2 separate regions of the Mus musculus genome follow, and region 1 is linked to region 2. The links are chromatin loops, found by intact Hi-C in ENCODE. Cell type or tissue: gastrocnemius. All regions are shown on one strand. Each heading gives the region's core, and the rest is flanking DNA. Links, peaks and the distances in the headings are about the cores only. Region 1 overlaps Sgk1 (serum/glucocorticoid regulated kinase 1). Region 2 holds the start of Sgk1 (serum/glucocorticoid regulated kinase 1).

Evidence for each region. Hi-C counts contacts between places; a loop is a spot of excess contacts. Peaks named below come from ENCODE experiments on the same cell type or tissue, not always from the same donor. Only the 100,000 strongest peaks of a DNase experiment are listed, where the experiment ranks them.
Region 1: a loop joins it to region 2, with 2.4 times the contacts of the local background. A loop is called at or near these places in 7 of 42 quality-filtered maps.

Annotation. Positions count from the first base shown.
Region 1 is chr10:21,976,964-21,987,124 of GRCm38, forward strand. All of the region lies in intron 3 of Sgk1 (serum/glucocorticoid regulated kinase 1), which reads left to right. Among named protein-coding and RNA genes, the nearest start is that of Gm34267, 77 kb to the right of the region's middle. In gastrocnemius, for the core only: no CTCF peak of the experiment used is centred there; a DNase peak (open chromatin) is centred at 4,262.
Region 2 is chr10:21,875,526-21,885,686 of GRCm38, forward strand. It overlaps Sgk1 (serum/glucocorticoid regulated kinase 1), which reads left to right and starts at 6,659. Exons shown (of 14, transcript NM_001161845.2): 1 at 6,659-7,182. The coding sequence starts at 7,114. It overlaps Gm46215 (a long non-coding RNA gene), which reads right to left and starts at 6,753. Exons shown (of 3, transcript XR_001779732.1): 1 at 6,668-6,753; 2 at 6,173-6,225. It overlaps Gm23839 (a small nucleolar RNA gene), which reads right to left and starts at 3,367; the gene lies at 3,259-3,367. In gastrocnemius, for the core only: no CTCF peak of the experiment used is centred there; DNase peaks (open chromatin) are centred at 6,348, 6,799, 7,299, 8,260 and 1 more place; H3K4me3 peaks cover 1,148 bases.

The DNA.
Region 1 (10,161 bases), core at 836-8,835, 100 kb after region 2:
TAGCTCACTTTGTTTTTTTGTTTTGGCTTTTAATGTTTAAGCTGTTAAACAAGGAATTGACAGGGGAAGGTTGTAAACTCAGATTCTAGGTTTTCCTTTGGACTGAAGCAACCTCTCCCACATTATTCCTTGCATGTGGAACCCCATATTCTTCCGTGTACTCTTGGCTACCAGAACCAGAAAGACAGGAACACATTTTTCTTGACTTTTTAGCATCCTTAATAGGGAGTGTTGGGTTCTGGGCTAGGTGTGGTGGTAAGGCCATGTTTTCCTAGCGCTAAGAAGTCAGAGGCAGCATGACTGGCATTCAGAGCCATTTTAACCTATACAGTGGGCTTAAGGCCAGCCTGTGCTATGTGAGACCCCATCTCAAAAACAAACAAACAAACAAACAAACAAACAAACAAACGCTGGGAAAACCAGTGGAATTCTAAAGCCAGGATTTGGAATGCAGGAAAGAACTTTGCTCTATCTCAGCAAGGCATGCGCAGTTCTAGACAGAGGACAGGGTACTTGCTCCAGGGTCCGGTGAGTGTCCTTTCAGACGCCTCTGCTGGAAGGTGCTGAGAGTCAAGCTTATGCAGCATTTGAGTTGTTTGACATTAAATCCCAGCCTCATGACTACCCCACTGCCAGATGCATGTGTGACTACAGAACCAATTTAGCTACTCACAGAGGAGCCCCCTCACGTTCCCTCAGATTGAGTAAACCAAGGGGTCAGCCTTCGGTGGCTTTACAAATGGAGCAAGATCTGTTCTGCCTTTGTGGGGCTCAGGAATGTATCTTCCCTTTTCCTCTTCCTAAACTTACTTGTTATTTCTGCTGTTTGACTGGGGGATGAACTGACAGTATTCTACAATGGCTGTGTTGTCTGGTTCCCAAAATTCACTGAAAATGTTTTTATACAGTACAGGTATTATTCTACTTACAACGAAGGGTCATCCCAATAAAACACACAGCATATTGTCAGGAAGCACTTAGCGCACACAACCTACCATACATTATTATTTGGTTTGCCTGCTCTACCAATATTTATGTTAGCCTACAGTAACTATCACGAGGAACAATCTGTCTATACATTGCTGGCCAGGAAAACATCACGTTTTTTTTTTTTTATAAAATGTAATTTCTATTGAAGACATATCAATCTATCACAATCATGTCAAAATACTCCAATCATGACGTGTGTTCACAGATGACTCAGTGGGTAAAAGGTGCCTGCCACCAACCAGAGTCCCAGCCTCAGGACCCAGATGGTGAAAGGAGAAAACCAAGTTCCTCAGGTTGTCCTCAGAGTTCCACATTCACACTGTGACACGCACATGCACACACACACATACACACACACACACACACACACACACACACACACACACACACACACACAGGAAATCTAACAAAACAAGTAATATGTAAACAAAACCACTGAAATGCTTTTTTAAAAACTTGTAAGTTGAACAATTATAAGTCAGTGACGATCTTCTTGCGCCTGCCTGATTTGCTCAAATAATTCACTTCACACCTAAGAGCTTTGATGTTTCAAAGTCTCTTTCTGTCTGTCTGTCCGCCAGTCTGTTTGAAACAGTTTGTCTACATAGCTGGCCATGAATTTGCCTGGCTTGAAAGTCATTTCGTAGGACCGGGCTGACCTTGAACTTTTGAAGCTCGGCCTGCCTTGCCTTTATCTCCGCCTCTTCCTCTGCCTCTGCTGCTGCCTCCGGTGTGTCAGGAGGACAGACACTTGGTTTTCATAGTTTTTTCTTACTCCCAGAATTATATCAGGAAAATTTGTATGACGGCTATTCTTGGTTACCAGCTTGACTACATCTGGAAATGGAGGGCACATCTGTGAGGAATTTTTGCTTAATTTGGAGTAGGAAGGCCTACTTTTAATCCATATCTTGAGGCAGGAAGGCACACCGTTTACCAGACATTCAGCCTCGCATGGATAAGCAACTCCTGGATTTTTGGATTTTCCGCTCACAGTCGACTTTGGTTGAATTATCTGGACTGCAGCCTGTAAGTCATTCTAATGAATCCCTTTCTATAGCTATCGATTCTTTCTAGAAGTTCTGTTACTCCAGAGCAGTGACCCTAACAGCCCCTCATGGTAGTGACTCGCCACTATAAAATTATTTTTGTTGCTGCTTTTTAACTGTTATGAATCATAATAAAAATATCTGATCTGTAGGATATCTGGCATGTGACTCCCAAAGGGGTGGGAAACTGCTGTTCTGAAGAAACCTGAAGAGTATATGTTGTCATTTTAAAATGTGAGATAAATAGATTGATGGCAATTCATGTTTTAGGAAAGTTATCTTTCTCATTTTTCAACAAATGTCCCTCATTTTTATTATCTTATGTCAAACTGCATCAAGAATATCTAGTGATGTTAGTTGCGGCTAAGGTTAAAATGTTCTACTGTGCTGGGGTGCAGTTCAGTTGGTGGTGACTGTAACCTGCATCCACAAAGCCCTGGGCTCCATTCCCAGGACCACATAAGCCAGCCCTTGGGAGGTGGAGACAAGGGGTCAGAAGCTCAAGGGCACCCCCAGCTACACACAGTTAAAGGTCAACCTGCCACCAAATGATGACCGAGGCCAGCCTATGATCTTATTTTTAAGGTCTTATACATGTGATTAATTTGCTGAAATACCAAACCTCTGGTAGTTTTCTTTATTCTTACGAAAGACATTTTATAACGTCTAATACAGATTGTTGAGAGAGAAGCTTTCAACAAGTTAAATTTGGATTTACTCAAGCAGAGAATTCTTTCCCCTCCCCTCCCCCCAAGATATGGTTTCTTTGTGTAGCCATGGCTGTCCTTGAACTCTCTAGACTGGGCTGGCCTCAAACTCAGAGATTCACCTGCTCCAGGTCAAGCAAAGGGTTCTAAGTTTATCCAGGCCTCAGAATCAAAGGAGACGCAGGACCAGGAATGGTGGGCAAGCAATAAACTCAGTATTTGGGAAGTAAGGAAAGAAAGTCATAAGTTCAAGGCCACCCTGTGCTATATAGTGGAAGCAGGTCTCAAAGAAACAAAATGACAAGCTATAATAGAAAAGAGATTGCTCTGTGGCATTGGTGGCACCTACATTTATCTCTGTTTTTAGGAGGCAGAGATAGTTTAAGGTCAGCCTTATCTACAGAAAGAGTTCCAGGACAGTCAGAACTACACAGAGGAATCCAGTCTCAAAGGACAGAGCTATCTTGGGCAAAAGGAACATTTGAGTAAAAAGTATTTTAATACAAAACATGTGCACCACATGTCTATTAATATATTTGTACCAACATATGCACATAAACACATTATAAACGCGAATATATAAGGAAATATAAGAAAAGGTTTAATGACCGGGTGTGGTAGCGCACGCCTTTAATCCCAGCTCTTGGGAAGCAGAGGCAGGCAGATTTCTGAATGCAAGGCCAGCCTGGTCTACAGAGAGAGTTCCAAGACAGCCAGGGCTACACAGAGAAACCCTGTCTCAAAAATTAAAAAAAAAAAAAAAGAAAGAAAGAAAGAAAGAAAGAAAGAAAGGAAAAGATTTAATGAAGCTTTTTTTTTTTTTTTTGAGTTTTGGTCTTAACAACAGGGCTATTTTTTTGTTAGATAAAATACAGGTTTTGAGACAAGATATTATATATTCCAGGCTGGCTTAGAATTTACTATGTGGCTGTGGGTAACTACGAATTCTTGGTCCTTCTGCTCTCGCCTCCAAAGTGTTGGAATCACAAGCATATAATGAGACATGTGGCAGAATATACTTTGGACACTTACAAAGCTATTTTGTAACTTTAAAACTGTACATAGTAAAAATAGCCTATAACCAGTAGGTAGCTATCCCAGGAATGAAAATGGTTCACTGAAAGGCAGGTGAGGACAGGGCTTCTCTCTTTAGTTTGTTTGTTTACAGGGTCTCTGTAGCTATGGCAGTCCTAGATCTCACTCTGTAAACCAGGGTAGCCTTGAACTCAGATCTACCTGCTTCTGGCTTCCAAGAACTGGAATTTAAGGCATGCGTCACCACGCCCAGCTGTGGAGTTAGCTTCTTAAGGGAATGGGTGGAGAGGGAGGTGTGTAAGTGGAGGAAACAAATGAGAATAGAATTAGATGTTAGGGTAGAGTTCATCCAAAACCAAACAAAATGGTCCTGATTCAAACTCTGGTTTTTATGGTGTAGACTGACAGAAAAGAGAGAATACAAGGAGACTTCGGAGAAGGTTGTCACAGGGTGGCCTGGGGGTGTTGAATGGCATCCAAGATCCATGTGGAAATGCACGGCAGTCAGCCGTTTCTGCTGATTAGAGTTTTGTTTTGTTAGAGGAGAATTATATGGTAGTAGCTAGGTTGCACTGCCCTCATGGGCATTAAATGGCATACGTTGGCTTCTCAAACTCTTCCCCTACCCACTCTCACCTGTGTTTCCCATCATCCCTTGTGGTTAGTGAAATGGCCATGAGGACAGTAGAGCGAGTGCTTCACTCAGCCTACTGATGTGTCCTAATGCTGACCGAACTGGAAACCCTGCTCGATCTCCTTTACTGCTTCAGTGATGTCAAAGCTGTGACATTAGCTCGAATGTACACAGAGGTGTTTGGGAAAAAGGACAATTCAAACTGAGAAGTAATCTTGACAGTAAACCTAGGCTGTAGATTGCTCTCATGGTGTCCTAGTGTCTGCTGATGCATCTTGAGTATGTTTAAGGTATGGTGGGCCCAGCAGAGGCGTTCATAGGGCAGTTGTGTTAAATAGCTTTGTGTTTCATTTTGTTCTGTTGAAATAGGATCTCACTGCTATCCTGTGCTGTCCTGAAACTCCAGATCCTTAGGCCTTACCTTCCACCACAGCACATGTACACACACACACACACACACACACACACACACACACAAAAGTGTTATTTTCAACTTGTTTTTAAACGTGAACTGGGTTTACTGGCTCAAAACGGGGCTTTTAGCATTAGAAGCACCCAGATCTCTGCTTTCTGATTCCGTCATTTCTATATCATATCGCACAGTGATATCTTTTGAAGCTGCAGGTAAGAAGAGTGAACTGTTTTTCAGTCACGGGAACTGGGTTAGAATTGCATAAAGACTGTTGCGTATTAATAGGTTTTCTCCATTGAAGGACATGCCAACTCAAACAAAATTGAAAGTAAAAGGGTGCAGATTTATTTGGGGGCAGCTCTCAGGAGGATTCCCTGATTCCAAGGAGTGGGGCCAGGGAAACTGCCAATTGGCATGCCAAGATAGAGAGATAGAGATGGATTTAGGTAAAGGTACAGAGGTAGGTATTGATATATCATGCAAAATATCTGGATTATAAAGGGAAGAGCCTTTGGGGAGGGGGAGGCTTAGCCTCTGGGGTAGAAAGTTCTGGGTAGAGGGTGGGGTGTGCCAGGCACACCTTAGAATTTAAAGTCAAGGTCTACTTTGATATGTTAAATAGGAACATAGGCTGCTTGTCCAGGGTCTGAAACCCACCTTGCAACCATTGCAAGCTATTATAATGGAAAATCAGACAAGAAGTGTGTAAAGCTCAGTGGCTAAGAGCACTGGCTGCCCTTCCAGAGGATGTGGGTTTGGGTCCTAGCACCCACACGGTGGCTCATAACCATCCAGTTCCAGGAGATTTGACACCTGGCTTCCTTGGGCCCCAAGCATGTACACGGCTCACAGACAAAACACCCACATGCTAAAAACTAAATCTTAAAAATGAGAAAAATTCCACAAGACCTTTACAAATGACTCGAATTATAATTACCAACAGCCTTATGAGAACATACTAATTCTACAATGACCAACTCAGCTGCCTCTCTGGTGGCTGTGGCTCGAGGAAGAGCTGTCCCTGCCCCTCACCTGGGCAAAGCAAGGGGCTTGGGTGAGGGAGAACTGGAGGGCTGACCAACTCAGGTCCCACTCAGGTCCAGAGCTAGGGCCCACCTGGGAGAGTCGGCCCACTCCAGCATCTATCCTGTCTACTATGAACTGCTTGAGCACATGAAGGGGCTAGCCTGGCAGAGCCAAAGCTACAGGGTCTCAGAGACACAGGGCAACAGCGGGATAGCCGAGAGGAGTCCTGATTAAGTCATAAGTCATAAGCCTTGCACCTTGAACTTGCAATGAATATTTGTAAGAAAAGCTGTTTGGACAAAAAAGCATACTAATGCAATGTTCTGTGACACACTGCAGCTTTTACAGCGAGATGCTTTTATTATTTTTGTTTTGTTTTGTTTTGTTTTGTTTTGTTTTGTTTTGTTTTGTGACAGGGTTTCTCTATGTAGCCCTGGCTGTCCTGAAACTCACTTTGTAGACCAGGCTGGTTTCAAACTCAGAGATCCACCAGTCTTTGCCTTCTGAGTGCTGGGATTAAATGCTGTGCCATCACTGCCCATCTATAATGCTATTTTTAAAAGAGACAGAAAGGAAAAATAGTCCAGAGGACCGTATAGTGTCCATTTCAAACTTTTAGAAACCTGTAATCTCCAAAAATGCAAAAATTTAAGAACATAGGATTAGGGGGATGGAGGCAGGAGACAGAAGAACATCGGGTAGGAGTTATGTAAAAGCTGTTTGTTGTGTCCATTTCTGCCCTTTGTTATTTATCGTCATGATAAAAACAAGGCCAGGTGTGAGGCTGTGTGCTTCTAATCCCAGCGATCAGATGGCATAGGTAGAAAGGTGAGTTTAAGGCGACCTCAGCTACATGGATGAATTCTGGGCTTGCTTATGCTGGATGGCAGCCTGTCTTAAAAATGAAATCAACCCAAAATTTGAAAACGCAGATATTTAAGCCCTTATGCAGATGTGCTCTTATGCGGAGTTATGCTGTGAAACTTCAGCACAGAAATTCTGAACATACATTTTTTTAATATAAAGGTAAAAACAACAGTTTGCCTTCAGGATCTCTTTCATAATAAATAATTCCCATCAAAATTTGTCTTAGCATTTGTAACCAAGAAGGAAAGATAAGTAGGAGAAATGTGGCAAGCTATGGAGAGAATAGGTTTATTCATAGATTCCTCCAGTGTTTATTGGGCATCACTTACTGCAAGGCATGCGAAGGTGGGAGAAGATAATCCCACTCTTCCTGTTTCAAAATCCTAGAAAATTGTAAACATCTACAGACTCCTAAACTCCCTGGTGAGCAAGGCTTATTGGTAACCCCCAGATTGGGGATGCATTTCAAAACTTAAAAAAAAAAAACTCCAGAGGGAAATGGGCAGCTCTACCTGTCTCCTGCAACTGTAGGGCAGCCAATTCCAGGAGCACTAATGAATATTTCCTACAAAGGATGAAGGAGCCACAGCCTTTCAGAGCTTTTTTTGTTGTGGGAGAAGTAAGTTGATGTGCCCTGGCATCCCTAGAGCTGTGGTTTTCATGTTTCAACATGGTGATAATTCTTTTCAAGGTTCAAAACTGGTGTGAGATGACATTTGATGTGTTCAAACCCATTGGTTGAATGGATAGACAGTCTCAATGCATAGACAGACATCGGAATAATCTTTTTCATTTTTAAGTTTTGCTTGATAAATGGTGCAATGCTCATCTTGCACAGACTTGCAAAGAATGTTGAAAATTACTGGCCACAGAGTGGGATGAAACCTGTATCAAACCTAGCAGGAAAAGTTATGGAAATACTCAACTGTACCCTCTACCGTATGCAGAAGAATGGAGATGTTCAAGTTTCAGGATACAACATCTAAGGTTTTTAATTGCTTGGTATGAAAGAAACCAGGGCTATACTGCATTTTCGTATCTCTGTGATACAAAGCCTGTGTGTGTAGTGGTATCATGTTACTGACTGATACTGTCATGCATGCATATATGACTGCAAATGGATAAATTCCCCACAGCACTATATCCTGAAAGACAGTAGTAGTGAAGAGACCTCTTCTTAGTGGGCAGAACTTTAGAAAGTGGATTTGGATACACACACTGATTGCAAGCAAGAGGGCCCCAAGAGTTCCTGCATATCAATGCTTGGGCTGTGGCCACTGGTTCAGTGAATGGTCAGAGACGTGGAAGGAACATGGTTGGAAAAAGAGTGACAAGGACACGTGGGGAAGAGGTGTATGGGCTAAGCCTCTCTGAGTTTGCAAAGGACAAGAAGACATTTTCATGTCCCTCGTGAATGATAACCAGCGAGTGGTCTCAGCAGGGAAGGCCTTTAAAACTTAAATGGGTTGACGGTATGCACCCATAGTCTCAGCACTTGGAACATGGAGGTAGTAGGATCAGAAGTTCAAGGCCAGGTAGGGCTACAGGGTCTCAAAAAACAAACAAACAAAAAGTTTCAGAGGCTGAGTCCATTATCAACTATCACGGCAGGGACCATAGCAGCAGGCAGGCAAGCATGGTAACTGGAGCAGTAGCTGAGAGCTTGTATTGGAGGGGAGTGGGTTCATCTCCACCACCCAACTGGACAATAAGGGACAGAGTATTCAACTACGTGAACCTAAGTGGACAGTTCTTACTAAAACCACCAAGAAATCCTAGAGTGAGTTAACATACGTTTCTACTCACCAAAGCCCCCGACTTTACTCACTAAGTTTATGCTAACAGTGTCAGCCAATTGAATCCCCAATGTGGCACCATTTCCCAAAGTCACATTTCCCAACAAGCTGATTCTGTTTTGTCACTCTGAGCATATATAAGGTCACATTTTGTCTTAGTTGGAGCAGACATTCTGGATGTAAAGTGCCTTTCGCACATTCTTCTGCTGAGGCTCCAGTATGACACATTCCACCCTTACCCACTGTCCTGCTCATCTGACCAAGATCAGATGCGACTTCATCACAACTGAAGAACCACAGCAATGAGCCTGATCTTGTGGAATCTATCGGCCTTCCCATGTGTAGTGGCTATTCCTGGTTGTCAACTTGACTATATTTGGGATGAACTACAATCCAGAATTGGAAGGCTCACCAGTGACCCTTATCTGGAGGCTTGGAGATAGAAGATTCTGATCTGGATCTTGGTATGGAGATCTTGAAGCATAGTGGCTATGGATTCCAGAAGATTAAATCTCCGAGTTCAAGGTCATCCGGGATTAAAGGTGTGGTGGAACACAATTTTAATATGGGCTACACCTTCTGCTGGAGACAATATAAGGACATTGGAAGAAGGGAGTCTAGCTCTTGCTCCTTCGCCTGCTTGCCGTGTGAGACTGAGTAACTGCTAGATCCTTGAACTTCCATTCACAGCTGCGACTGAACCATTGTTGGGAATTGGGCTGCCGACTGTAAGTCATCAATAAATTCTTTTACTATATAGAGACTGTCCATAAGTTCTGCGACTCTAGAGAACCCTGACTAATACACCATGGTTCCCAGAACCTGAGGCAGATGACTAAGTGAGGAAACACTATTTATAAGGGCTGTACTCAGCAGACTGGGTGGGGCAAGGTTCATCAGAAGGCTGTATATGGTGGCTAAGAAGGTAGACCCCACAGGCTCATGTTCCAATGCTTGGTCCCCTGTTACTGGAAGTGTTTAGGAAGGATTAGAATGTGTGGCCTTCTTGGAGATATGTGACTTTGGGTGAGTTTAAGGTTTCAAAAACCCAGGCTAGGCCCATGGTGTTGCCTCTGTCTCTCTCTCCTCTCCCTCTTTCCCTCTCTACCTGATCCCTGTAAAGCTTGCAGCTACTATCTCAGTGTCATGTCTGCCTGCCTGCTTCCTGACATAATGACCATAGCCTAGCCCTTTGAAACTAATTGGCCAGCCCCCAATTAAATGATTCATTATGAAAATTGCCTTGGCCATGGTGTCCCCTCATAGGAATACAACAGTGAGATGCTGTATGTATGTGTTCTCAGTAGACACTCTGTACATTTCCTCCCGTATGTTCTCCATAGCTAGGGCCCAAGGATGAAGGGTTCAGAGTGGAAATTATATCACCCATTACCTCCCTAATGACTCATTAACAAAAGTTTTACTTCTGGTCTTTAAGTTCATGCTCTGTTGGCCTGGATATCTTAGTTCCAGAGGGAAAATGTTTCTATTAGGAAACACAATAAAAAAATTCCATTGAGTTGGGAGTTAAAATGTTTCCACTGAATTGGGAGTTAAGACAGATGGTTGGCCAATTCAGACAGTCCTCTCTCCAAGTCAACATGGTAAGAAGGGGGTTACAGTGTTGGTGGGGATGACTGATCTG
Region 2 (10,161 bases), core at 1,431-9,430:
AGCAGAGGCAGGAGGATTGATCCTACTTTGAAGATAGCCTGTTCTACATATTAAGTCCTGGGCTAGCCAGAGTTACATAGTGATCCCTGTCTCAAAATATAAAATAAATAAATTAAAACACCACTGGCTGAGTTTTACCTCTGGGTTTTTCTTTTGGAAATTGTATTGATTTTGTAACTTTTCATCTGATTACTTTTCTGCAGAAGATCTGATTTACTGAGTAGTTTATGATGGTTTACACACCTGTAATTCCACTACTAAGGAGGCTGAGGCAGGAGGATTGCTTTGAATTTGAGCTACAGTATAAGACCCTGTCTTAGCAAACAAAATGCACACAAACAAGATGTGCCAGTGAGATGGTTCAATGGGCAGTAGCACAAACACACATAAACATACATGCAGTAAACACACACACAAAACACACATAAACATACATGCAGTAAACACACACACAAAACACACATAAACATACATGCAGTAAACACACACACAGAAATATACAGACAGTAAATACACACACACACACACACACACACACACACACACACACACAAATACACAGACAGTAAATACACACATATTTACACACATAAAAACATACGCATAGAAAATACACACAAAAATATACACATGATAAATACACACACATAAATATACACACAGTAAATACACATACATGAGTATATACATAGTAAATACACAAAGATTTAAAAAACAAATCCAATTTGATGAAACGAAAGAATTACAAATTTGAAACAAAAGATAATAAGAGAAATCTTTAGCATGTCCACAAAGAGACATCCAATCCCCAGTGGGTTTTGCTAAGCCATGATTGCATGCATCCCTGTATAATCAAGTTACCTGTGTCAGAGAAGGTTGTAAAATATTTCTTATGACATGATCTATTTGTATGCCTTTCTTCAGTGGGACATCCGTTCCTCAATAAATATTCTCTTATGATCTTCTCTGTTTTCCAGGTGCCATAGGAAAATCACATTCCATTCAAAACTTAAATATATCACATGCTGACACTCTCTAAGTCTGTAAGGAGTTTCTACATTATATTGATGTATGTCTCCTGTCTGATTAAGATCAAAAGGATAGATTTATTGAGAATTTTGCAAACAGGGACAAAGCCCTTCACGTATAATTTACTATTGACAGTTACCTTATGAGGCAGGTGGAAAAGCACTTCATTACCATTATTCTACAGATGAGAAAATGGGTTCAGTAGCTGAGAGAAAGATTGTCACAGTCCGTACAATTCTGGGTATATAATGTGATCAGTACCACACAGCTCCTTTATTTATTATTTGTGTTATAATTTACATAATATTACCAGCAGGGAAACTAGATAAACTATTAAAGAGCAAATGGGAAGCTGGGGGGAGGGGGAGGGAAGTACAGAGCTGTGTGAGCCTGGGGGTTGGGGGGGGATCAGGGAGTACAGTGCTGTGTGAGTCTGGGTGGGGGTGGGGGAGTACAGTGCTGTGTGAGTCTGGGCACCTGAGTGTGGATTCCCAGCCTCCACAAAAAATGCCAGGTACAATGTCATTTGTAGGTAATCTCAGGACTGGAGAGTCAGGGACAGGAGGATGAGGGGTGGGCTCTGCCTAGCCAGTCTAGCTAATTGGTGAGCTTTGGATCCAGTCTGAGATTGTCTTAGGGTTTCTATTGCTGCAATGAAACACCGTGACCAAAAGCAAGTTGGGGAGGAAAGGGTTTATTCGGCCTACACTTCGATATTGCTGCTCATTATTGAAGGAAGTTAAGGACATGAACTCCAAGAGAGCAGGATCCTGGAGTCAGGAGATGATGCCAATACCATGGAGGGATGCTGCTTACTGGCTTGCTTCTTATGACTTGTTCAGCCTGATTTCTTATAGAACTCAGGACCTGAATCAGCCCAGGGATGGCCCCACCCACCATAGGCTGGCCCCTCCCCCCCGTTAACCACTGATTGAGAAAATGCTGGATCTCATGGAGGCATTTCCTCAACTGAGGCTCCTTCCTCTCTGATGACTCAAACGTGTGTCAAATTGACACACAAAACCAGGTGGTACAGGTAAGTGCTCAGCTCCAGAAATTAGGGTGGAGAAGCCAGGTGGTGGAGCACACATTAAATCCTAGCCCTAGAGAGCTCTTTGTCTATACATCAAGTTCCAGGCTAGCCAGGACTATATAGTGAGAACCTGTCGTAGGATAATAACAAAGCAAAGACAACAGTAATAATGTGGACAGAAGCAAAGATAGGCAAGGTACATGCTGGTGGAGTCTGGGGTAGTAACAGAGTTGGGGTGGACATGACCAAAACACGTTGTAGATATGCTTGAAACTGTCAAAGAAAGTATTTTAAATTAAAAAAAAAAATGATAGAGGAGATACATCTGATGTCTACCACCCATGTGTGTGCACACCCATACACGCACAGAAAGGGAGAGGGGAAGAAGATCAAACCAAGTTTTAGGTGTTCTTTGTGACAATCAGATGCTACAAATTAGACATTCAATTAGAAAGGAAGGAAACCAGTATCAGGAGGCTTAAAGGAGATAAGAGGAGAGAGGAGGGCAGCGACTGTTACCAGAGTGCAGCCCAGATGATGGGACTGCAGCCGTGCAGCCCTCTCACATGCTCAGGGGGAGCCAATGATTCCCGCGCAGAGCCCAGGGCCAGGCTCACTGGGCCAGATTATTTGTCTTCTTATTGAATTCATTTGAAAAGACACTGCCTACTGCACTCAGCCACTTCCATAGTGTGTCAGGATCACAAAGTTGAACAAGTAATATTGCGTGGTAAAAAGAGGGAAGTCAACTCACTAATTTAATAAAACCAAGGATTATTTTGCTATAAGAAATAATTGGGCATATTTCCTTCCTGGAGCCTCTTGGCTCTTTCTCAGATAGATAAATCTATATCTATTTGGTTTAAAGAAAGAAGGAAAGAAGGAAGAAAAGAAGGAAGGAAAGAAGGATGGAAGGAAGGGAGGGAGGGAGGGAGGGAGGGAGGAAGGAAGGAGGGAAGGAAGGAAGGAAGGAAGGAAGGAAGGAAGGAAGGAAGGAAGGGAAAAAGAAAATTAAAGAAGAGAACAGAAATAGGGGCTGGTCCAATGACTCAATGGTTTAGAGCACTTCCAAGAACCCAAGTTCACTTCCCATTGCATCTTCAGATACTTACACATATGCACAGACACACAAAACCAACCAACCAACCAAACTAACTAACTAAATAGCTTCCCCCCCACCCACTCTCAGGACACTGTGCCCTCAAGCCTCAAGCAGTTGTCCAGCTGGCCTGTCCCAAGAAAAGCTATGTTGTCATCCCCAGCCTCAAAATGCACAAGGAGCCAGGATGGTATCATCACTGGGCAAAAATTACATCTTTAAAAACAAAAAGCAAAAAACATCCAGGCCTGGTAGTATAGTCACTAATTCCAGCAGCCTAGAAGGTTGAGACAAGAAGATCTCAAATTCAAGTCCTGCCTGCACTACAGAACAAGTTACAAGGCCAGAGACAACCTAGTGAGATACTGCCTCAAAACCAAGAAAGGAAAGGAAGGAGGTGGGAAATATAGCTCAACAGTAAAGGGTTTGTCTAGGATGCATGAAGTATCACATCTGATCTCCAACACTGCAAGACATAACAAAGAGATGCATAAAGATATACGTAAAACAAAAACTACCTTGTACTTCTTTTTAAAGCATTTGTATTGAGGCTACCAAGATAGATACTTAGGAAACAGAGGTGATAGTAGGCCTATGTCTTAGCTGTGAATAGACACTATGACCAAAGCAACTCTTATACGGACAATATTTAATTGGGGCTGACTTACAGGTTCAAAGGTTCAGTTTATTATCATCAAGGCAGGAGCATGGCAGCATCCAGGCAGAAGGAGCTGGGAGTTCTACATCTTCATCTGAAGGCTGCTAGCAGAATACTGGCTTCCAGGCAGCTAGGATGAGAGTCTTAAAGCCCATGCCCACAGTGACACATACTCCAACAAGGCCACACCTACTCGAACAAGGCCACACCTTCTAATAGTGCCACTTCCTGGGCCACACATATACAAACCTACAGCCTATCTGCTAATGGTCTCATTATGACAAGGAAAGTTCAAGAGGAAAGAGAGACCCTGCTGTCCCAAGAGAGCTAACTGTGTCCTGTAAACACTTTATTGTTGTTGTAATGACCAAACTATGGCCCTAAATTATGGATCCCTCTACCTTTTGTCACCTGCCTTTCCTTCCTATCCTGTCACCTGCAAAGGAGAATAGATCTAATGCTTAAGTACATGTGTACATACTTAGTCATGTTCTATTACTGTGAAGAGACACTATGACCAAGGCAAATACTATAAAAGATAATGTTTAATTGGGGGGCTTGCTCATGGTTTCTGAGGGGTGATCATCATGGCAGGGAGAGTGTCAGGTACTGAAGAAGTAACTGAGAGCTTTATAAACTGACATGACTTGAAAGCTGTGGGGGGTCGGGGGATGGGGGAGCAGGCCTGGAATGGGTTTTTGCAATCTCAAAGGCCACCCCTCAGTGACACAAGGCCACACCTCCTAGTCCTTTCCAAACAGTTCACCAACCGGGGGATAAGCATGCAGTTCTATGAGCCTCTGAAAGCCATTCTCATTCAAACCATGATATGTACATTGCTCCTGTGATACAAAGTATGCACCATTGCGCTCATGACCTTGTGTAAAGTCTAGCATAGGCTAGCTATGGCGTCAGCATCTGGAGGTGGCCTTTGGGGGACAGGAAGAATGAATTAGTCTTTAGTTTTGTCTTCGTCTCCTTCCCTTATAGACTCCATGAGACATTTCTCTTCACCTTAGGTCAATGGAGAATCTGCCAAAGCAAGTCTGTGTGGTAGAACAACAGGAAATCCAACTGAGGGCCCCAGAATCACCCGCTTCCCTGGGTTATTTAAAATATATATATTTATCACCCACATTCAATAAATGGCTGTTATAACACTTTGTGAGGAACAGTGAAGAAAGGAACAGGAAAGAGATTGAATGGCTTTCACTGTTTTCTAATGAAACTTACTGAGGTATAATTTTACTGTGCAAAACAAATTCTTTTTCGTTTCATGATGAAGTTTGGTTCTTACTGTAGTCATTACCATAATCCCGATGGGGAACATTTCTTTCATCTTAGAATAATTCTCTTTGAGTTCTCTCTGGTGATTTTAGATGGCCCCTTTAGGAAAATCACGGCCTACTGAAGCTGTAGATTACATAATGTATCCTTGTGTCTTGTACAACTTCATCCATATCTCACCTCATAGAAACTCATACTCTAAAGGAACTCAGGCACCTCTTCCCCAGTTAATCCACGTTTCCCATATAAATGGTGTAACAATGTGGGTTTTGTTGTTGTTATTGTTCTGTTTGGGTGTTGTTTCTGGCTAGGATCCCATGAATTCTAGTCTGGCCTCAAACTCTGAGGATAAGCTTGCATTTCTGATCCTCCTACCTTTAACCTCCCAACTGCAGGGGTTCTAATCCCATGTTGCCACAGTGTCTGTCGCTGTTTTGTTTTTTCTTTTGTTTGTTTGCTTGTTTTGTGGTCCTGAGGATTAAACTCATGGTTTCATGCAAGCACTCAATCAACAATTATTTTTAAGGATAGTTCTAGTGTATTTCCTACCAGTGAACGCTTACTGGTTTTGGATTTGAATGCTATATTTGAATAGAATGAGATGTCAAACAAGTGATTGAGTGGCTGAATTAATGAATGAGTGAATGAATGAGTGAGTGAGTGAGTGATCGTGTATGTCTATCTCATAGACCAAAGTACAGCCGGAGGTGAAGTAGCTGATCAAAACCACATGCTAACAGGGACCCCAAACCTTTTTGCTATAAATCCTATTTAAAAAACAAAACAAAACTCATAAAATATCAGCATCAAAGAGCACAAGTGGAAACGAGCTACGCATAATTAAATGTTTTTGTTAAATGAATTCACTTTGCAGAGGTTCAGGATAAGTTGGGGCATGTAAAAAGACTCGTCCTTGCTTCCTGTGACTCCCTTAGCATTGAATGGATTCAGCACGAATTTTTGGTGAAGGTCTGGGCAAGGTTCTGCCTATTGGTTTTGCACACTTTGTTTCTGTTCATTGATTTTCTCTTACTGCCGGCTTCTCTGTTGAAAAGGGTGGGCTTACCTCCCCAGTTGTTCCTTCTAATGTCACAGCGGAAGGAAGGGCATCCGAGGACCCTACAGAGTAAGAGACCATTCACTGCTACACATGTGTAGGCACATTATTTTATTTTTCAAGGTTTCATAGGGCAGGAACACGTTTGATGCCCCCCACCCCCTGCCTCCGGGGCTTGGTATCAGAACCGGAATCTGAAGAACTTCATTGAGAATTACATTATTGGGTCTGCATTTTACTCTGGTTACCACATTGTTGCAAAGAAAAACCAATTCAAAGAACCCTCCCAAGGGAATCCGTTGTTCTGTGTTTTCTGTGTCTCCTGACCATCCTCTGATCTTACTCACATATGCATGCATGCATCCTTGCTCCTTCCTGCCTTGCTTTCTCTTTCCATTTACCTTTCTGAGGAGGCTCTCTCCCTTCCTCCTTCCCTCCCTCCGGCTTCAGCTCTTTCTTACTCCTTCCCCCAGCTGCTTAACTACAGCTCCCACTGGAACCTACACAATCAAAAACAGCTCTCCTCCAGCAGCCTCCAGCAGCGCATCACCTGGAGCAGAGCGAGTCGCTCGCTCCCCGCTCAGCCCGGGAGCAGCTCGGTAGCTGGGGGCGGGGACGGTACCCTGCTCTCGCCTGAGCGCCCGCCAGAGCATCTCTGGATAGATTTGCTGTATCCCGCCATCCGGCCCCGGGGTCCTGTTGTGGTGATGCTTACGTTTCAAAGCAATGATGGAAAGAGAAAAGCCATTGCCAGTGGCCTCTGAAAGTGGGGCGAGTTACTGCAGTCGCTGCCGCAGCAGGATGAGCGAGTGAAAAACTGAGCCCCGTTAGCCTCTCCATCCCGTTCGGTCTTCATTCACCGTCTCCAGGAAGGCGGATCGGGATACAGATGCAGTAAACCAAGCCGGTGCCACCCTGGATCTATAACTGTGAAGTCCCTTCTGTGGAAGATGGTAAACAAAGACATGAATGGATTCCCGGTCAAGAAATGCTCAGCGTTCCAATTTTTTAAGAAACGGGTAAGCCCAGGTTGTGGTTGTTGCTTTTGTTTTCTACGCTGCTTCTCTCAAATGCTTTTGGAGGCTTGCCTAGGGTAAGCCTCGGGTTTTGTTACTGAGCCCTTCGTGAAAGCAGAGCTTCTGGTGTCAGTGGTCAAGGTGAGCGCTGGCCCTGCTGAGATTCATATTTGTTGGGGGGTGGGTAGGGGAGATGTTGATGGAAAGGGGGGGCTCAGAGGAGTTGCATTGGAAGAAGGGGGTTGGGCCGAGATGCCTTCAAATGGGTTTAAGATGGGAACTGAGATTTCTCAATCAAAGCCATGCCCAGGATTACAAGGCAGTTTCAAAGACAGCTGGCCCGAGTGCAGTTAATAAGAAGCAATTTAGTCTGGGCTAATTAAGTAGCTCTCTCGCTCTTATCTTTGAAGGGTTCAACTTTGCCACACCTTCCCTCCGTCTCAAGGGCTGCTGCATTTTCGTCTTCAATTGTTAGAAGCAGCTTTGGCTCCTCAAATCCATTCTGCCACTATCTCTATCTTTGGGGTAAACAGGAAAGGACCAGAGTGACCTTTGACAGAAATGATGGACTCCCAACATCTCAAACCCTCTATTTCAAGTTGCCTCAATTTTGCCTAGCACACGTGCCCTTACCAAAAGAATAAGGGATAGCCTGTTTTATAGCCCAAACTATGATTGGGGGGGGGGGCGTGCGGGGAGGGTTCTGCTGCTATGTACATTTGCTGTATACATTTGTTTAAATTCCTTTCATTCATAATGTTAGTAATGTCATAGGGCTGTAAATGAATAGACCTTTCTCTGTTTCACAGATAAACTCAGTTCATTGCAATGGCCACACTGGAGGTCTGTGGCTCTGCAAATTTATACATGAGTGGGGACTCAGAAATGAGTGGTTGTTGGAAGACTGATCATTGACATCCTTATGGGGAGTGTCTCTTAAGCAATAGGAGGCTCCTGTAGCCCCAGTTGTGCCGTCCTATTTAGTGCCCGGGGCGGTCCTATCCAGCTGCTTCCTTCCATTCATTCACCCTTCCCTTCATTCAGGCCGCGTCTGTGTGTGCCGAAAAGGCAACAGAACGTAATGAATTACAGGCTGGGCTGGACGGCCTCCTAGCACTGAAGGGTCAAGCTGGAAAGGCAGGTCTGCAAACCAGCAGTCTGCAAGCGCCAGCAGGAGCTCTCTCACATCCTGGCTTAGAGATCCCCAAATCTATGGCCAAATGCAAACGATACGCACTAAATCTGAGTAACGCTAACTCCTGCAGCCAGTGTCAGTTGAGAGGTCTTTCCCCAGTAGAGTCTGCAAGTCAGCCCAGCTTCTTGGTCCTCCCGCACTACTAAGGTCTCCCCTGTAGTCAAAAGATACTTTTCCAAGGGAAGCACCCTTTTATTTAGTCCTTAAATTCTTTACTTCCTTCTAACTAACTAGCCAAAGTTTGCTGTTTTTTTTTTTTTTTTTTTTTTTTTTCTCTAGCTACATTGACCAAGCTGTCTTGAATGCCTGGGCTGAAATGATCCTCCTGCCTCAGTTTCTTGTGTATTGGAACTATAGGTTTAGGCTTATGAGCTTATGCCTATCTTAACTAATTTATTTGGTGCTATTAAGGGTATTTTGTTTTACAGTGCTGGGCCTCAAGCATGCAAGTCACCCCTCCCCCACAAGCCCCATCCCCAAACAGTGAACTACGTTCACAGTCCCTGGGGAGTTTAGAACCCTTTCAGCTATATATTGTCAGTCAACCAAGTGTCAGTTACATACTGTTTATTTATTATAATAGTTTCTTATTTTCTTTGCCATCAAAATATACTACTAGAAATCCCAGCTTGACATCTGGTTGCATTTTGCTTACGAGCATAATTTACCAGTGTGTTTCAGCCAGTGTTTCTGCAGACCTTGGGTTTTGGAAAGAGTGAGACAGGGTACAGATGTCTTCTCAAAAACTGCAGGGAGAAAGAGATTTACACCATGAGGTCCAGCAGGCCATTTCACTGGGTTCAGTCTGCTGGAGATTGGGTCTGACATCTCCCTGCCCCCCCTCTGCTCTCCTTGCCCCTCAAGGACAGTAGAATGTGACATGTGTCACGTCATTGACAGCCCTGGGGAGAAATTCCTTGATTCCTGTCTACTTTGTTTTATTACACATCCGATTTATTCTGTATTCTAAATGCTCTCTGCTTGTACTCTGACCTTGCCTTGGCTTTTTCTAGTTTGGGTGTTTTTGTTTGACTGATTTGAGACGGGGTCTCTTTCTTCTAAACCCGATTAGCTTCCAACAGCTCATGGCGTAGCTGAGGCTGACCTTGAACTCCTGATCATTGAGGGCCTGTGACTCCTAGGTGCTGGGATCCCAGCCATGCTCCAGCATACATGGTTTTAAATGTATTATTATTGTTATTACACAGGTAATAGGAAAATAAATGTGTACAGTTAGAAGACAGTAGAGAAGTTTAGCTCACCTTTTCTGGAACTCTTCCTTCCCTCCTCATGTTGTCATGGATGCTAATACTTTGCTGAACTGCTCTATGTGCCTTACATACAAATTCATATTCTATAATGTCTTTGTTTTTGGCCAAGAATAATCCATTTCCTTATGTTCTATTGAAGTTCCACACATTTCTGCATATCTTAGTTTTAGCCCAGCTAGACAGTCCTACAAAGTAAACCTTTGTCTAATGCCCACATTGAGCTGTGAACAGAACTGGATTCTGGGGAGGTGGGGAGGGCTGTGCACACACACTCACCAAAGAAACAACTGAGTCCTGAACACAATTTTTTGATTGTAAAACACTAAAAGACGGCTTCCTACATTTCTCAGCTATCCAGAGGGAATCCAGTGAGCCACCAGAAGGGACTATAGCTAATGTGCTCCCATGGTGGCCCACCAGGAGCCGTATTCATTCTGACTGTGTTTTAAATCTCATGGACCAAGCAGTTTCTGCAGATTATTTCATTTATTCCTCATAGCAACCCAACAAAAGAAA